Regions from separate parts of the Homo sapiens genome. Here region 2 is linked to region 1. Evidence: chromatin loops called from intact Hi-C (ENCODE). Cell type or tissue: mammary epithelial cell. All regions are shown on one strand. Links, peaks and the distances in the headings refer to the core of each region. The heading gives the core; the rest is flanking DNA. Region 1 overlaps MACROD2 (mono-ADP ribosylhydrolase 2). Region 2 overlaps MACROD2 (mono-ADP ribosylhydrolase 2).

Region 1 (5,389 bases), core at 222-5,221:
GGGTGAGCGTAGGGGTGAAGACAAGAAAGAAAAATTTCTATTGAGCCAGGGCTGGAAAATGAAAATGCCTAATTTTGTATCCAATATCACCACGCACTGATGGAGAGGATACATAGATATTTTCTTATATATCATGCTGTCTTTATTCTTTTTGTTTGTGAGCACAGAAATATTTTGTAATGATTTTTATGTGTTTATCCTGACTTCTGTTTCCCTTCTTTTAACATCATGTTCATTTTTAAAAAACTAATCCATGTCATACAAAAAGTATCACAGCAATTTCTTCTTCTAGCACCAGTTAAAAGGCATAGATTTATATTTGTCAATCATATTAGGTATTTGAGAAAACTATTTTCACTGATGAAATACAATGCACCCTGTCTGACATTCTTTGAATGACAACGTGTAATAGAGTAGATGTTTTATTTTGAAAAAAACATAATCTGCATATAAGCCAGATTTTACTTAGGTTAAAAATTATTTTCCCATGAAAATAAATACTAATTGACATAGGAATTTAGTGATTTTATGTGATTATGGGCAGACTAAAACTTGTATGTTTGTTTAAGTGGTGTATGCTACCTGTGATTTCCACAAGCATCATGCTAGATGATTTTTTTGAATGAAAAAACATTGTAAATTTTTGTTAGTAGGAACCACCCAACTTCAATAGGGATCCCTCAGAGCTAACTGATGTTCCTTCCTTGAGTCATAGATCTTGAGAAGCAAGAGCTTCCAATGGGAAAGATGATGGGCCTGCAAATTCAGTACTACCTCTAGGCATTGTGGCAATCAAGCAATTTTGGAATTCTGCATTTAGTTGTTCCACTGTAGTGTAGGTTTTCATTTTAAGGCGTAGTCAAGTGAATCTTATTTTCTTATACAAGTTCCCTTCTGAGAGGGTTGCCATGGCAATGAGTTCTCAGCCTGAAATTCTTAAATGTTGGTTTTATTTCATTATCTGAGTTTCCATTACAGGCCACATCAATCAATGCAGTTCTCTATTCAAGAACACGTCTGCAGCCTTAAAAAGCTGACCCTTTCATTTGGTACCTCTGCTCCTCTGCCTAACTTGATGTCACCATTTCCCAGACAACTCTTCATCTCCAAGAACCCTCTTCTACAGGGCTGTCAATTTGATCTTTTCCAGTTTCCTTTTAGGCAATATCTAGTCTTGGTTCTCACCTGTCTCATTTTCTCATTTATAAAGGGTAATACCAAGTCTCTATGTCTTCCCTGGTTGGGTTTCTAACAGCTGTGTGACTAACAATACTATTAATAAGTAACAAGAACAAAGGCACTTTTGCATTTGTGCATCACTCTACAGTTTACAGCAGTGTATTCCTATACATCATCTCATTTATTTTTCAAATTCTCTAACTTGCTGCCACTGTTACTTTGATTTAGCCAGTGTGGGAAAAAGCTAACTCAAGACTTTTCCTTTCTTCTTTTCCCCTACATTCACGTTTCGTAAGATCTCCTCAGAGGGCACAGAGGTACACAGGTTATTGTTACTGGGAGTGACAAGTGACAGGACAGGCAGCAGAGTCGAGGAGGAGGGCGGGCATGGAATGATAGTAAATTCACAGGCTGTGCCTTGGAAACAGATAGTTATACAACCAAACCCACATTGACAGATCCTGCACAATTTGTGTCTTCTGGTGGCCACACCAGAGAGATGATTTGAGTTAGAGGGGTGAATGAGATCAATCATTGAGCCATGAAATATAGTAATAAGAATAGCAAATGTTTCTGAACTCCCACTTGGTGCCAGGCACTGTGTTTTAGTCATTAATTCTCAAAACAATCCTGAGTTAGAAAATGTGATTTCTTCCATCTTAGAGATGAGGAATATGCACCAGAAGGAAACTGCCTTCCCTGTGGCTCAATTCCTCATCCAAGGATATGAGCCAAAACCAAGGTGATGCATATCGTGATTCTGTTTCTCCACTAGCTAAGCATTATGTTGACGACCGTAACTCCATGCATTCTGTGGGCTATTACACTAACCTGCCATCTGTAGGTTGGACCTGTAACACTACTGGTCTTAGCTCAAGTGAATTAAGGTCTTACCTTGAACAAAAAGTTGAGGTGGGATTTAAACTGAGGTAGTCTAAATCTAGTGGCCTAAGCCACTGTGAAGTTCCTTTTTCTTTCCTCCATTATTATGTGCCTTTTTTTGTCTAAACCAGTGGTTCTCAGTGGGTGTAGCACTGCCCTCTAGGGACCATTTTGTGAGGGTGGTTTTGGGCAGTGACAACAACTAGGGAGTGCCACAAGCATTTTGTGGGCAGGGACAGGGATGTTGTGACATGTGGTCTGGCCAAGCCCACATGGGAAAACTGTCCCTCCTCCCACACAATGTTTTAACGTTTTGCCAGACAGTCATATAAGTGAAAACCTGTTTATAAACACCAAGATACATCAAAACAAAGCCTCTCTCTCTTTTTCACTGTATCCTGGACTATCATGAAAATTAAAGGAAGCTTGTACTTAGTTTGCTTAGAACTTTACCAAGAGTGCCTGAGAAAATTATGCTACAGATGGCCATGCCCAAGCAGCAGGAGAGTTTTTCACACCTGGTTGAGTCCACATTTAGAGAATTTTTTTTGTAGTGATTCTACGTAGTGAAGCAAACATCTTCCTTCTTCATTGCGTGTTCTAGTGTATTCATGCCCTTGTCTTTACATGTTGAAAATAGAATTTTACTATAAATACTTTCATTTTAAATCATTTTCATATCACACTTATGGCACTCTATTGATTTTTTTTAAATTGATGTGTTGTTTTCATTTGGCTTCCCTTGGGAACAGACCCTGAGCCAAGGTGTTGTGTGCACGTGCTTTCTATAGGAGGTGATGACAGGGAACAGCGCAGAGGAGTGGGGATGTGAGGAAGGGAAGAAAAAGCAGCCAGGAGGAGTGGGAGTGTTATAAGTTGGCAGTGTGGACAAGTGGGGCTCTGTCTTGCTGGGGAGCTCTCAGCAACCATGTAGAACATGCCTAGAAGTGGTCCCATCTGAGGGAGGAGAAAAGCTGGACTATTTTTTTTTTTTATCTTTCCCCCTTCATCAGCTGGCTGAGGACTGCTCCTGGGTCATTAACTTCCCAGCATTTCTTATCTGCCCGCTTGGGCAGGCAGAAGGAAAAAGCTCAGGCAGAGAGTGACAGCAAGGGTATTTGCTAGAAGATGCTGTGGATGGGCATGTGCTAGAATGATGAGAACTGGGCAGATATGGGTGGGGCACTGATGCCTGTTTCATGTGTGCAGATGAGTGTTAATATTGATAAATGTCATTTCTGCATAGCAAGGGGACTTTACAAAATATTTGTTATAAAAGGGTTTGCTGAGCCTGATAGAATTGAGAGCATTGGTTTAAGTTAAACAGAGTTTCTAATAGAGCAAAGCTACATTGAATATGCTAAACACAGGTTGCTCAAAGATTTTTATTCTTAAAGTTAGGCATCCAAATTATCTGCTTCTTTAAGCATAGTGTGATATAGATGTCATAAAAATGGTAATTGATGTGACTGGCCTTATATCCTATAGAATACATGGTCTTATGAAAGTGAATGTAATGCTTAGCTAATAGAAAAACAATATCACGTGTTGTGTCACCTTAGTTAAAGTTTTTTCAAGATCTCATAATCCTAACCTTTGATTCATCATGCAAATTACGGAAGAGTTGGCCACCCAAGGTTGAATGCATGTAAAGTTGTCCATCAATCAGAAGACACATATTAGAGGTGAGCAATTTAAGCAGGAGTCTACCTTTGATTTTATTCTAATATAAAGTTTCTTTCAAATTATGTGTTCTTTCAATGATTTGGGAAATATATTGTCATATATTTCCTTCAAAAATCTTACTTTAGGACCGTGATCAATTCTTTTTGTAAGAGTGTCTGAAACTTTTTGCTTTATTTCATCTACAATTTGAAAGAATTATTTTTAGTCACTTGTATATTCTGCAGATGTAAGTCTACTAGCAAGACCAAGAAAACTATGTTTAAAATGAAAGTATAAAACATCTCAATTTGGCTGGATTTGTCAACATAATTATTTTCTGTTCTTTTATCAGGCTAGGGAACATTCTCAGGAAAATCATTATTGGTTTCTACAACAGTGTCTTCCAGAGGAAATACTGGCCTAGCACACTGTCAAAGAGAGTATATTACAGTGAAATTTGTATAGAAACAGTAAAGAGATTTGCAATGCAAGCTTTCATCTTGAGTGCTTTATTTTTCCCTGACCTGAGCGGCAGTTATTAGATCACTGTATCATGAGGAAATAGTCAATTGAAGACACGGACCACAGAGTCCCAAGCCTGACATTAGGTTTGAACAATTGGGCAATTTTGGCATATATCTAGAGGGTTAATAGTATAGAGCAAAGGCAATGGCTTTAAACCAAACATTTTTTCTTGCAAATGTTCAGATTTTTTTTTTTTTTTTTGGAGAGCAATTGCAATGTATGGAATCTAAGCTATTCTTAAGGTGTTGAACTCAGAAACCAAAGGAGAAAGAACAAGTAAAAACAATAAAAAATTTAAAATAAAAACAAATCTGTCAGTGGAAAGAAAGCTTTCTTGACTTGTTTATGTACAATTCAATGGAGTTGCAAAGAGGATTTTTTTTAATGGAAAACATGTCACAGATTGGGTTCAAGCTGCACTTTAGCTATTTTTGTTTGTTTATTTTATACACACACAAACACATACCCTTCAAAACTGTGCAAAGTGAAATATTTGCTTTCCTGGATGTCTTATCAAAGTGGTATAGTTTGAATTTATAATTATGAATTAAGTTCAGCAGTATATTAAACACCTAGATTTCAGCCCATACGAGTAACTTTAGTGCAGTCTCTCCATCTCTTCTGAGCCCATGTTCTGAAAATTTCCCTGCTCCCAGTATACTAGCAGGTAAGCTATCCCGGAGGATGCACAACAGAAAAGCTTATAGACCAAATTAAGAGGCATGACTCACATTGACTCAAGGAGAAAGAAGCCAGGAGAAAGAAAGAAATAGGTTAACACACTTAGACTAGGTGACAAATGTGTGGAAGAACCTCATTTTCTGGTTATGCTGTGTTTGAATGCTCTCTTTACCATCTCTACCCTCTCAATGGTGATGTGGTTATGAGGACCATAGTTGAGGTTTGAACAAGGGAGCATGGCAGATGGTGAGTGCCTGGGGCCCACTACACACACTTGCTCTATCAGAAAGACAGGGGCAAGTGGGCCTGGCCGGTATCTCATCAGTTCATTGGTGAACAGCAGGGGGGTTTACCTCCATTTCTGTCAGAGAAGATGTAAGGCCAAATGAGACTATAATGAGTATCACCAATGGGAGGATAATTTGAGGATAACATTGCTGTCACTCTAGAGGTGACA
Region 2 (5,389 bases), core at 232-5,231, 390 kb before region 1:
CCTGGCTGTCAATGTGGCTGTCTCTCCAGCTTCTGGTCTGCTAGCTCCCCTTCTACCATCCCCAACTCTTATTCCCTGGCTTAATTTTTATAAAACAACTATCTGATCATCTCATTTCATGTTCATTAACTTTTTTTTTTTTTTTTTTTGCTGCCTCTAGGATATAATGTCTAGGCTCTTTGTGTTATGACTGGGGCTAGGAAAGAAAGCCATTATCTAACTGAATGGCCTCTGAAGGAAATATTAGAGCTTTTCTATAAATTTATTTTTCTCATCCTTCTAAATCTGCATGTTTGTATATATTTTATTATATATATATACTTTACCCATACAGTAGTATATGCATATAATTGATGAATAAAAATACATATCTTGGGATATGCTCAAAATACATTTTACTAAGAGAATGCATACATGTGGCAGTTATAGATTATTAATGTCACTTTATTTTTCTCTTCTTACTTTTCCACTAGGTGAGCAAGGCAGGTAAATTAAATCTGTCCTGTTGATGGACTGAAAACTAACCTCAATACATTCTCTCAAATATGCTACAGGAGTTTTGATTTGTTCATGAATTTATTTTTATTTTCCTACAAAGGCAACTGGTAAACACTGCCTCGCTTTTGTTTACCTCCTTTCTTTTTGACTTTTCTTTCTGAGAACTTTTGTTTTCTTGGGCATATTTCAAAGAGCTACTAACTTTATTTCTTACATTTGGCCCAAACTGGCTTCTATTTGCCCACTCTTGTTAACTCCTTTGCCATGAGACTGTACTTTTAATGTATACTCTTTGTTTGTACAAGTTCTTTTCTTTTCAGTAGTTGTTTCTCTTTCAGCCTTAACTTATGGCCCTATGTTCTGATGCTTGCAACCTGCCAAGTACTTTCCAAGCCCTACACCCCTGTGGTCATCTGGTACAATTGGTACTGCCATTAGCACCACTTCCACCATCACCAAGCTGTCCTGCCTCCATTAGTTCACTTTGCCTCTTATGCTTCTTCTCTCACATAGATATCTCAGTGCATATCTGAGACTATCCTGGCCTTCCACCTCATGGTTCACTCACACTGATTATGAGTTTTTCTTGTTCTAGGAGCTAAAAATATCTCTCCTGCCATGGCCTGAGGGTCTCAACATTCCATATTCTCTTCATAGTAAGATAATTTTTTTTCCCCCAAAATCCCAGTAGTCTGGGTGGCAAAGTACTGGTTCAAAAAAGTTGATAGTCCCAGCACTTTGGGAGGCTGAGGAGGGTGGATCACTTGAGGTTAGGAGTTCGAGACCAGCCTGGCTAACATGATGAAACCTCATCTCTACTAAAAGTACAAAAAAAATTAGCCAGGCTTGGTGGCAGATGCCTATAATCCCAGCTACTCGGGAGGCTGAGACGGGAGAATCGCTTGAACCCAGGAGATGGATGTTGCGGTGAGCCAAGATGGCGCCACTGCACTCCAGCCTTGGTGACAGAGCAAGACTCCATCTCAAAAAAATAAAAAATAAAAATAAAAACGCTGATAGAAGGGCATCTCTTCATAACACTAACTGTCCCCTGACTACCTCAACCTAAATACTCCTTCTTGTTTTCTTTTTCCTACTTTAGTATAAACTCAGATACTTTAAGACAAAAGGGGTACTTCTTTCTCTCAAAAAGAAAGGCATAAACATAGTGTCCTAGGCAAACTGGTCCTTATGCTTACTATAAATCAATCCAAGACAACTAACTATCAAAAGGAACAGTAGAATATTCTTTCTGGAATTTTAACAGAAGAAGAAGAGCCTTCCCTGTGGATTTTCTGAGTGATATATGGATTCAAGCTCTTTACATTCTGGCCCTGTCTGCCTTCTTAAACGTATCTCCCTTCTTCTTTTTCTAATATTCCTGTCACATTGAGCTATTCTCTATTTCTTAGACACAGTCTACCTCTCTGCCTTTGTCCATGGCCTTAAATGCCTTCCCAGCCACAATCTAGCTGTTGAAATCTCATCCATCCTTGAATATCTAGCTCATGTAATGGTAATGGCCATAGAACAGCTTCTACTAACCACCCCCAGCAAAAGCAACCTCTTTCTCTCTCATGTGATGCCTTATGACATTTATTTCATAATCTTGTCACATCCTCACTTTATGATTTCTCGTATGTAATTTAAAAAATTACATAATATCTAACCTGCTAGTTTGTAAGTTCTTTGAGGACAGGTTCTATGTCAAATTCATCTTTGTATATTCCTGACAGCCTAGTTACAATGATATTAATATATTGGAGTCACAGTTGTATTTCTAGAGAGGATTATATGGCTGAACAAAATGTTTCACAATGATATGTTCTTCTGATGGAATTTTTTAACCTAAGATTACTGAGAATTTCTTGGTCAGCAAAAAGACAGGAGTATATCATTCTGACACTCTTTTGAGGCACATGTTTATTCAATGTCCACCCTCTCACAAGCAGATATTTAATAATTAAAAAAAGAAAATCTGCAGCTTGATTATATGCTTAGCCAAGAAATTCTTTTGCAGTTCTAAGGAAAATCTCCAGCAAACCCAATTACTCTCCCAGCAATGCACTTCAAAGGAGAGCAGAATGCATTTCTTGTACAGAATTCCTGGATATGTTTGATCATTAGTTAGGGCAAGTAGTTTGACTTGAGGCTATTTACTCAGCAGGAATAAAAAGTACAGCATTGCTTCAACCAAGAGGAGTGCCCCATACCTTCCCCAAGCAGAATTTAATAATTTGATCTGTCAGAGGAGGTACAGAGGTTGGCTATAGAAATGAGTCACGACCAGTCAGATTTGGCTGACTTGTGGGCCATTAAAAATGTTCCTTCCCCCAAACGGCATTTTTTAGGAATAATAATAACAGAAACAGTTGGCACCATGTAATTGACCAAGAACCTGAGAATTTCACAGCAGTACTTATCACTGAAACAGTTTTTGTTTTTTTGAGTCTAAGCCAAATCCACACTTGAGTATTTTTTTAATTTATCCAGGTGTTCTATGGCTAATATTTATTTCATCTAGCAAGTGCCACAAAGTATTTTTGATGTAGTCAAAAAAAGTATTTCTGATGTAGTTTAAAAAAGTATTTTTGGTGTAGTCAAGAATATAACATGATATTATTAGACTCCTAATTACAAATATTTGGTAGAGACTATCAGTTTAAGAAAAAATTGCATTAAAATGTCAACTTTTTTCTTTTTTTGAGACGGAGTCTCGCACTGCACACTGTCACCTGGGCTGGAGTGCAGTGACGATCTCGGCTCACTGCAACCTCCACCTCCTGCATTCAAGTGATTCTCATGCCTCAGCCTCCTGAGTAGCTGGAGTTACAGGCGCACGCCACCATGCCTGGCTAATTTTTTGTATTTTTAGTAAAGATGGGGTTTCACCATGTTGGTCAGGCTGGAAGTTTTTTCGAAAACTAAATATATATTTCATTATATAAGGTAGACTTTACACTTTTTGGGAGGAAAATGCACATCACCTTTTAATTTTTTTTTTGAGACGGAGTCTCCCTCTCTCACCCAGGCTGGAGTACAGTGGCACGATCTCAGCTCAATGCAAGCTCTGCCTCCCGGGTTCACGCCACTCTCCTGCCTCAGCCTCCTGAGTAGCTGGGACCACAGGCGCCCGCCACCACGCCTGGCTAATTTTTTATATTTTTAGTAGAGACAGGGTTTTGCCGTGTTAGCCAGGATGGTCTTGATCTCCTGACCTTGTGATCCGCCTGTCTCGGCCTCCCAAAGTGCTGGGATTACAGGCGTGAGCCACCGCATCCGGCCTTAATATGTAATTTTTAAGCACTTTAGGTTTTAATTAAATTTTATTTCAGTTATAAAAATGTTCATTACCATTTGGCATATTCCTCAGCTAAAATAATTAACAATAATTAAAATTACCCATGCTTGATTTTCTTATTTCAATTTTTATAAAAGTTATGCCTTCAGTTTATAGAAAATAAAGAAACTTATGTACACATCGATGCTTTAGACAATATCTATTTTTCACCATGAATATCACTGAAAGAAACAAGTATCTTTTCATCTTTAGACAAAAGAAAAAAAAGTACTAGTGTATCTTTTATTATTGGTTACTTTAAAAAAAGAGTAAAACTACTTCTGTAACATTAATTTTTAAAAGTTAATTCTCATATTCTAATGGGAGTGTAATGAGTTTTTCTCACAGTGAACTCTAATGAGTTTAGGAACGTGCTGCCATATTTATGGTAGAGACTATGCAAATTGGACTGATGTTTATTTATGCATTTATTTCATTTGGGAATCTAGTTTTCGACCTTAAGTTTGCTGGAGAATTTGTTACAGGAAAGAAAGTGTATGAAGAAGTCTTCTTGTCCCAGGTGTGGAATTAAGGTAAAATTAACAAGGAATTGAAGTTATCTTTGATCATGATTTTTGATTCCATTTTTATTCACTTTGAGGAAGTGTTGCCTGTTTTTTTTTTTTTTTTTTTTGATGTTCAGCAGAGCAGTACAATGCAACACACAGAAGCATAATGTTGAATTTTCATAATAATGTTTGTGATGCAAATGAGGCACACTTCAAAAAGTAGAATGATTAGCATTTCTTGGTAAGATGACAGTCCCCCCTTTTAAAAAAAAATTGTTCATTAGTTTTATCAATAGATTACATATCCAGATTTCAATTTTGAGTGCATACTTTTTGCTTATAATTATAATGTGAATTTAAATAGTTTTAGATTGTGCATTTAAAACAATTCTTCTGTCACTGTATTATACTCTGAATTAATGAGCTGTTTGCCACCTCAGAGCCCTTTGCTTTGAAATTCAGTCCAGTTTAAAGTGAACTCCAACCATTTCAGGCCAGCAGCTCACAGAAGGTTGCAGGATTAATGAGCTCCAGGGGCTCTGTGGCTTCCTTAGAAGCATTTATCACTAAATTCTATTCTTAGGGAATATCATCCTTATGCAAGAAGATGGGGAGCTGAATGTGGAAAAATGCTATTCAAACAAATAATTTGATAATTGCCAATGAAGAGTGTTCTTTCTTCTCACTACAGATGAAATACAAGAGATGCAGCTAAGACCAGAGCTTTTAGTTTCTCTAACTGGAGTGAAATTAAAATTGATGGATATTTTGATAAGATTACTAATGTAGGTGAAACAATGCTTCCCTATAGCTTGTTCTACAACACTGTACTCATTCACTTACTGGACTTCCTAGGGCTTACTTAAAGAACTTGTACACATCCACTGTCAAATATACTTCTGCATACATATACTCTTGGATATCATAGCCTATTTATAAAACTGTATCTGTCTCCCTAGTTATCCTGTAGGAATAGCTAGTGTTTTCTCTCCTTTTAGATCTTCTCAAGGCATCCTCTGAGTTTATAAAACAGAGAGTAATA

What was found. Hi-C counts contacts between places; a loop is a spot of excess contacts. Peaks named below come from ENCODE experiments on the same cell type or tissue, not always from the same donor. Only the 100,000 strongest peaks of a DNase experiment are listed, where the experiment ranks them.
Region 2: it touches region 1 in a loop (4-fold over the local background); 3 of 110 quality-filtered maps call a loop at or near these places.

What each region holds. Positions count from the first base shown.
Region 1 is chr20:15,234,750-15,240,138 of GRCh38, forward strand. The region is part of intron 6 of MACROD2 (mono-ADP ribosylhydrolase 2); the gene reads left to right. Among named protein-coding and RNA genes, the nearest start is that of MACROD2-AS1, 310 kb to the left of the region's middle. In mammary epithelial cell, for the core only: CTCF peaks have their summits at 424 and 2,224 (motif pointing left); a DNase peak (open chromatin) is centred at 2,242.
Region 2 is chr20:14,843,034-14,848,422 of GRCh38, forward strand. The region is part of intron 5 of MACROD2 (mono-ADP ribosylhydrolase 2); the gene reads left to right. Among named protein-coding and RNA genes, the nearest start is that of MACROD2-AS1, 84 kb to the right of the region's middle. In mammary epithelial cell, for the core only: no CTCF peak of the experiment used is centred there; a DNase peak (open chromatin) is centred at 2,718; H3K27ac peaks cover 1,706 bases.